3 separate regions of the Mus musculus genome follow, and all the other regions are linked to region 1. The links are chromatin loops, found by intact Hi-C in ENCODE. Cell type or tissue: heart. All regions are shown on one strand.

Evidence for each region. A loop is a pair of places that touch in the nucleus more often than their neighbours do. Peaks named below come from ENCODE experiments on the same cell type or tissue, not always from the same donor. Only the 100,000 strongest peaks of a DNase experiment are listed, where the experiment ranks them.
Region 2: it touches region 1 in a loop (8-fold over the local background); 33 of 42 quality-filtered maps call a loop at or near these places.
Region 3: it touches region 1 in a loop (3.0-fold over the local background); 4 of 42 quality-filtered maps call a loop at or near these places.

The regions. Positions count from the first base shown.
Region 1 is chr15:82,064,281-82,066,780 of GRCm38, forward strand. 4930407I10Rik (RIKEN cDNA 4930407I10 gene) reads left to right here. Exons shown (of 2, transcript NM_001166475.1): 2 at 1-2,258. The coding sequence ends at 2,162. Among named protein-coding and RNA genes, the nearest start is that of Mei1, 4.6 kb to the right of the region's middle. In heart, a CTCF peak has its summit at 1,434 (motif pointing right); a DNase peak (open chromatin) is centred at 1,421; H3K27me3 peaks cover 1,852 bases.
Region 2 is chr15:82,235,660-82,238,159 of GRCm38, forward strand. All of the region lies in intron 5 of Cenpm (centromere protein M), which reads right to left. Among named protein-coding and RNA genes, the nearest start is that of Cenpm, 7.8 kb to the right of the region's middle. In heart, no CTCF peak of the experiment used is centred here; a DNase peak (open chromatin) is centred at 1,132; H3K27ac peaks cover 301 bases; H3K27me3 peaks cover 116 bases.
Region 3 is chr15:82,138,440-82,140,939 of GRCm38, forward strand. Ccdc134 (coiled-coil domain containing 134) reads left to right here. Exons shown (of 7, transcript NM_172428.2): 7 at 2,427-2,500. Among named protein-coding and RNA genes, the nearest start is that of Srebf2, 7.6 kb to the right of the region's middle. In heart, CTCF peaks have their summits at 284 (motif pointing right) and 989 (motif pointing right); a DNase peak (open chromatin) is centred at 282; H3K27ac peaks cover 557 bases.

The DNA.
Region 1 (2,500 bases):
AGAAGGAGATGGGCAGCGAGGATGCAACAGAAGCTCGGGCCCCGGAGCAGAGAAACAAGACAGAACCCGGAAATAATGACATAAAGACCCAGAGACCTGAGAGCGAGAGCCAGGGACAGCTGGCTGAAGCTGGAGGGATCGGGGAACAGGCTAAAGGCGAGAGCACTTCAGGAAATGGGGCAGCGGAGAAGAAAAACTGGGGAGAGGGTGCAGGAGAGGATTGTAGAAAGCTGCAGCGGCCCAGGAGAAAGGATCAGAGACTAAGGTTAGGTGAAGTTGATGGAAAGACCTACCAGTTAGAGTGGAAGAATCAGGAGAACTTTAGAGATGGGAATGATGCCGACATTCAAAAACAAGGGAAGAGAAACCCACTATGTTTCACGGGAGACGATGGCTCAGACACCCGAGCCTCTGTGGGAGAGGACCAAAGACAGTCTGTGTGTGAAACGGATGAAAAGAGTCAGACACCGGGGCAAAGAAACCAGGGCAAGCGTAGAGACACTGCTACAGAAATCCAGGATGTCGGGGTCCAGAGAAAACGCAGAGCTGAGGGCTCTAAACTGTCTCATCCATCGGGGAGAGGAGACAAGGGCCGGGTTGGCAGGAAGGATGCTGTCAGGCCCAGTCCCCCAAATGACTCTTCTGGGAAAGTGGGGCCCACAAGGCAGAAGTGCAGCTCGGCTCAGCTGGCTTCTCTCACTTCCGGATATGGAACCCCCGGACACAAGCAACCAATGGCTGGAAATGGTGTCGACTCTGCTCCCGGTTCTGAAGAACATCTAAGTTGCCAGGGCAGAGCTGCTGCCTGGAAGCACAGGCGTGAAGTCAGTGAAAGAACCCAGAAGGCCCAACCTGGATCTCAAAGAAGACAAGAAAGGGACAAAAGGGTGGACCTAGGGAAGGCTTCCAGCCCGACCTGTCAGGACCCCTATCCACAGTCTCAGGCATCCTCTGTCTTTCCCTCTCTCCTCTGTCCCCAAGTCTCTCAAGCTGCCCCAGCTGTACCATGCGTACCAGTAGCTCTCAAAACCCTTCACAAATGGCCAGCTCTCAAGAAGAGCAAGCATCTGCTCCTGGAATCGCTCATGAAGAGGAGGATTGCACATCTGAGGTGGGGCCTCCCTCGACGCATCCTGGAGTCGTACTTGCTTTTTCACTTTTTAGAATCTTGCTCCTTGCCGCCGGCTGGAGGGAGGCTGCCTGGATCACGCACGAACCGGGAACGCCAAAGGCATCAGGAACGACATTGTGAGTCTCAGGCATCCCTGTTAGGTCTTGAGTCTCCAGTCGGGACTCAAAGCCGTCCAGTTCTTGAAAAAAAAAGTTCGAAACTTTGTACCCAAGTCCAGGCTGTAGAGAAGCGTAGACCAACCAAGCCTGAGCCAACGGGCAGCTCTATTCCACCTAAGAAACCCAGGAGAATAAGACCACCAGGGGGAGCAAGAGAACCACAGATCCAGGAAGAGGCCCCTAAGGCCAAGATCCCTGCTCCCAAGATTCCTAGGCCAGCGGTAGAGCCTAGGAGCTGGCACAACCCAGGAGGAGTCCCAGAGTTTTCCATTGAGAACAGCAGAAGCAGAGAAATGGTTAGGTCTGGAGTCTCCCATGTAGAAGAGAAGACTTCCAGCAGAGCGAAGGCCTCATCTAGTCCAGGAGGCTGCAACCACCTGAAAAAGGAACGCGTACCAAGGGAAGCCTCCGGGCTCCCCGCAAACAAGTATCTGCACCCCACGGGCGGAAAAAGTGGAAGTGTGAGACCCTCAGAGGACAGAAAACGAGCCAGCTCTGCACATACATCCAGCTTGAAAGGGAGTATCCACTCCGCGGCAGCCAGACTGAGCATGACCGTCTGGAGCAAGATGGCTTGGTCGACACAGCTGGCTAAGCCCCAGCACTCAACCCCCTTTCTCACCCCGAGGAATCCTACCCCACTTAACAAAGTGGGGGCTCCACATACAGACGTGAACTGCAGCCGATTCCCCACTGCTTTAGAGAAGGACCTGGGGCCACCAGGAGTAACTGTTTCTAGGATAGAGAGCTACCAGGAACATGAGACCCCTGGAAACTCAATGGGGACACCCCACAATCCAGCCATCTCACAAAAGTTTGGTTTTATGAGGCACTTGAGATATTTTCTCAGACAGTATGGCCTTAAAAAGTAGGCCACAGGCTCAGAGTCCTTAGGACACGTCAGAGAAGGCATGCGACGGACCTGCTTAGTCTCAGAGCCTCTAATAAAATTGGTTATTTGGATCCTGCAGGATTGCAGATTCCTTTGGTATGTTGTCTGATTGTTCTCTTTTGGGATTTGTGTCCTCTGTGGACAGCATAGCCACTTCTACACTGTAGTTTTGAAGGTTAACAGAATGTAGGGCGATCCAATCTCATCTACAACCAACCCTTACCTTCTCAGCCCCTTTCCCAGGCTCCCAACTCCTCTTGATAGATCACACTGCAGTTTGTTTTTTTTTTTTCCCATGCCTTTGTCTTGCGTGATTCC
Region 2 (2,500 bases), 170 kb after region 1:
CCTGTTTGTGTTCCTGCCGAGAGCACAGTCAGGATGTATATATGTATATACCGTTTTGTTCTGTGCGGTGCCTCTAATGCCTACAGCGGGTACTGAGGCACACTGTGCAGGTGAGGTATTTTCAGTCACCCTCTTCAAACGTCTGACTCCTCAACCTCCGGCTGCTTTAGCCTGAGTGCCACGGCTGCCTCCTGTCACTCAAGCCCCGTGCAGACATGCCCCGCCCATTCTGACCACAACAGCCAGGACTGCCCATGTCATATGGGAAGACATACTCTGCCGGGCTAGATTCTGACAAGACTGGGCCAGTGTTTGCTGGACTTGTGTGCCAAGCAGTAGCACAGGGCCTGTTGGTAGACAACTGACACTGGGGAAATCACACACCTCTTTAGAGCAGTGGGTCCCAGCCATCCTAATGCTGCCACCCCCCCCCCCCAACCATAAACTGACTTCACTGCTACTTCATAACTGTAATTTTGCTACTGTCTACATGAGAATATAAATATCAGGTAGGCAGGAGACACAGGTGGAGAACCACTGCCCTAGAGTATTTCCCTCCTACAAAAGACAACTAGCAACTCTTGCTACACAAAGGCCTCCAAATATGTAGAGGTTCCAACTTGGTAAGACAAAGTGTATGCCCTGAGAAGGCTCCTCAGAGGCCTGCAGGGACCGCTGGTCTAAAGATGGGCTCTTCATCTGAGGGATGGAGGCCTGCCTCTGCGCAGGGATCGGAAGCCCTGCTGCCAACTAGAAACACACAGGAGTCTCTTCTCCCCTCTACACACCCGGCCCAGGAATTTCCTTTCTTTCTTTTAAAAATTACATTAAATAGGGAGGGGAGGGAAAAGGCTGGCCAGTGGTGACCTTTAACCCCAGCAGAGACAGGAGGACCTCTGAATTGGAAGACAGCCTGGTCTACAGAGTGAGTTCCAGGACAGCCAAAGCTATACAGAGAAACCCACCCACGCACGAAGGTCAAAGGACAACTTGCAAAGACTCCACTCTCTCCTTCCTTCATACAGGTCCCAGGGACAGAACTCAGGCTGTGAGCAGTGCCCTTAGCTGCTGAGCCACATCTCTGCCCTATTCCAGTCCTCGAGCCCCATGAAAACTCAAAAGCTGGTGTGGCCTGCCACCTTGTGGCCATATGGGAAACTGCAGCAGCACCTGTCATCCAGGTTAGCAGGCACGCCATAGCCACCACCTTGGTTATGGAGCAAAGATGACTCTTCAGAAAAAAATAAAACTACTGAGGAGTGGGTGCCAGGTGGCTCACAGAAAGCAGGCCACAATGGGAAAACGGCTGCAGACTAACGGGCTGGCCTAACTTACAGCGGTGTGACTGAACAAGCTGAGTCTTCCTGGAGCGTTTCCTCAGAGCTTTGTTATGAGGAAAACCTGGCAAGGGAGACACTTCCGGTGTGCTGGGATCACTGGGTGCCACCTTTGAAAGCAGAGCTTGGAGCTAGTCAGGGATTCTAAAACCAACTGTGAGTAAGACAGATGAATGGAATATAAACCTTGATCAGTGCTTTGGTATCAGGGTGATGTAGGGGGCAGTGTAGCAACCAGAACACAGTAGTGATGAGGCTGGCCCTAACTGCAAGCCAAGGCATCAGTACCTTATGTGTACGGGTGCTCTGCCTGCATGTATATCCATGCACCATGCGCGCGCCTGGTTCCAGAGAAGGATAGAAAAGCAAAGCGTATCAGATCTAGAGTTGTAGACAATGGTGAGCTGTTACGTGATGCTGAAAACCAAACTCAGGTCCTCTGTAAGAACAGCAAACGCTCCCCACCAGTAAGCTACCATCCCGCCCAAGCAGCACTGTCTGCTGGTGACTGCTGACTTAGCTCTTCCTACGACTCCCTTGGCTAATTCAGCTCAACTTAGGTCACACGTTAGTATGGTTCTCTGTGTGTGTGAGATAATTCTGGAGTTTTGGGTTTCTTAAAAAAGAAAGAAAGAAAGAAAGGAAGGAAGGAAGGAAGGAAGGAAGGAAGGAAGGAAGGAAGGAAGAAAGAAAGAAAGAAAGAAAGAAAGAAAGAAAGAAAGAAAGAAAGAAAGAAAGAGAAAGAAAGAAAGGATAGAACTATAAGAATGTGTTTTTGTCTTGATCCCAGGTGTAGTGGTGTGGCACTGCTGCGGGCGTCCACAGCAGCTGACTGTGATTTCCCTGTGCTCTACCAGAGGCGTGGTTTTGCCAGCTGCAGACAGTTTCTGAGATTGTGTGACGTTTGGAATTCTGGGAACTTTTCAGAAGGTATGTAAATGCTAGAGGCCTGAGGAGCAGGGGTGGGTGGTGTCGGTTGTTAAGGGAGATTGGTTAAAGAAATTGGATTCAGAGATCTCTATACCCCTTTCTCCCCTCTAGCCTTCTTTCTATGTACTGATGGGAGAATAAAGGGTAGGAAAAGAACTCACAAAGTAGCTAAGACTGGCTTCAGGGAGGGGCTAAGTTCTACTTCCCATCTAAGTTTATGGATCACCTGAAGT
Region 3 (2,500 bases), 74 kb after region 1:
AACTAATTTCTGTTCAGCACCTTGTTTTTATCCTAGTGGTACCGTAGTGGACTGTGCCTGACTGTTGATATCTACCAGAACCTCCGAGGTTCCTGTTGAGCCAGTGTCTGTTTTATGCAGCAAGGATATAGTTTTCCCCATCAAAGTAGTGGCTGCTGCTTCCAAATGGTCCACCCCAAGACTGCTTGCTGTAATCATAATTCTGAGAATTATCCCTGGGCAAGACCTTGAACCGGGTTGACCCAGTCAGTGCGAAGAGGCACTCAGGGCCTTGCAGAGGTTGTTCTCTCCACAAGGGGGCACCAAGGAGATGCTTAGTTTCTGCATGTGGGCTTTTCTCACCCTGCGATCATCATACATGCCTCTGCAACACAGGGGGTTGAGTCAGAAGTGTAATGTTATCAGAATATGCTCTTGAACGTGACCATCAGAACATGATTTCCTTCTCTTTGGATGGGGATGACCCTGCTAGTGTACTCCCCTATAGTGGGACTTGAACCCAGGGCTTCACAGATAATATACAAATGGTTCCCAGCCTGCCCACTTTTTATATTCAACATGGACCTCTCTACTTACAGCAGCCTCAGAAGATTCTCTCTACCCTTCCTTCCTTCCTTCCCCCTTTCTCTCTCTCCCTCTTCCTCTCTCTCTTTCTTTTCAAAACAGGGTTTCTCTGTGTATCTCTGGCTGTCCTGGAACTTGCTCTGTAGACCAGGCTGGCCTCGAACTCAGAAATCCACCTGCCTCTGCCTCCCGCGTGCTGGGACTAAAGGCATGCGCCGCCACCGCCCGGGTGAAGATTCTTTTCTTCTTGAGATCAGAGTGGTAGATATCTGGGAGGTGAGTGGATGTCTGGTTGAATCCGTCCTAGTTAGTTGGGCATCCCACTAGCTGTCTGACCTGAGTCACTTCTGTCTCTGGACCACTCTAGGGACTTCCTCCCTTTCCCATAGGTGTGGACTACTTACTCAGCGGGTAGGTTAGGCCACAAGATGGCACTCTTAGTTTGCTTTTACCTTGATTCCACATTTGTCAATTTTTTTTTTTAAAGATTTATTTATTTAGCCAGACATGGTGGCTCACACCTTTAATCCCAGCACTTGGGAGGCAGAGGCAGGCAGATTTCTGGAGTTCGAGGCCAGCCTGGTCTACAGAGTGAGTTCCAGGACAGCCAGGGCTGCAGAGAAACCCTGTCTCGAAAAACCAAAAAAAAAAAAAAAATTATTTATTTGTTTTATGTATATAAGTAGTACAATGTAGCTGTCTTCAGACACACAGAAGAGGGCATTGGATCCCATTACAGATGGTTGTGAGCTACCATGTTGTTGCTGGGATTTGAACTCAGGACCTCTGGAAGAGCAGTCAGTGCTCTTACTCGCTGAGCCATCTCTCCAGCCCCCACATTTGCCAATTTTGTCCTAAGAATATTTAAAAGGTCATAGTTTACACCTGAGTTTTGAATACTTTGTGTTTTATATATTCTAGTAAGCCATTTTGTCCAAAATGTCCACTGAATGCTGTTGAGACCCATGTGGGATTCTGTGCTTGGGATATAGTGGGACACAACACCCAATACCAACATTCCTCCATCTTCATGAAACATGCTGTCATAGATGTCAGGCACAAAGTAGGTGAAGAAAGGAAGAGAAGCATGAGAATAAGTTAGTACAGAATTTTAAAGAGGGTACCAGTGAGGGGGCAGATGCCACAGAGGAGGCAGCTGTAGCAGAGCAGATGAGACCCACAGACAGGCCTGGAAGGGGCATTCTGGGTCTGGGACAAAGCACGGGCAGAGGCCTGCAAGAGTGTGGCCATGGGTCTCATCACTCATAGAGACAAATAGACACAGATGCAGGTTTGATCGTTTATTGGCTGTAAAGGCAGACCAACAGGAGCAAAGGGTAGCTGGAGAAAGGTTTGAGGCTGAAGTCACCCACATCCTCTGCCCATCTCTTCTTGCCAGCATCAGAGTCTCTCAACTTCTCGCTCTTGCTCTGCAAGAGTGACTGTGACCCACTCTGCTCTGTGTGCTCCCTCTCCTGGTGACTGCGCCTTGTTACTAGGGCAGGCAGCACCTGTTGTCTAGGACTCCTAGCTTGCTTCCTCCTGAAGGGTATGTCAGACAAGTCTTCCAAGAACCACACCGCTCCCTCTTCCTGGAAGAGTGTGCTTGTTTTCAGGTTCACACCTTGGCTGGCTCCTGTCTGCCAGCCTGGAATCTCCTATCTCATGTTCTGCTAGTCAGGCTCCTGATTATCTCATGGTCCAGTCAGTGGCTTTCCTGAGCCCTTTCATCTGATTCCTTGTTTGGGTTCCCTGAGGGCAGGGCCTGCTCCAGGAATTCTTTTATCTTACATTCTGTGATTTAGCTTGGAGGAAACCTTTTGCTACCCCTAGACTAAATCCCATTACTCTGTCTGTCCTAGTTTATTCCTAGCACCGACCCTTTCCAGAAGGCTTTGAGGGAAGAAGAAAAACGCCGCAAGAAGGAGGAGAGGCG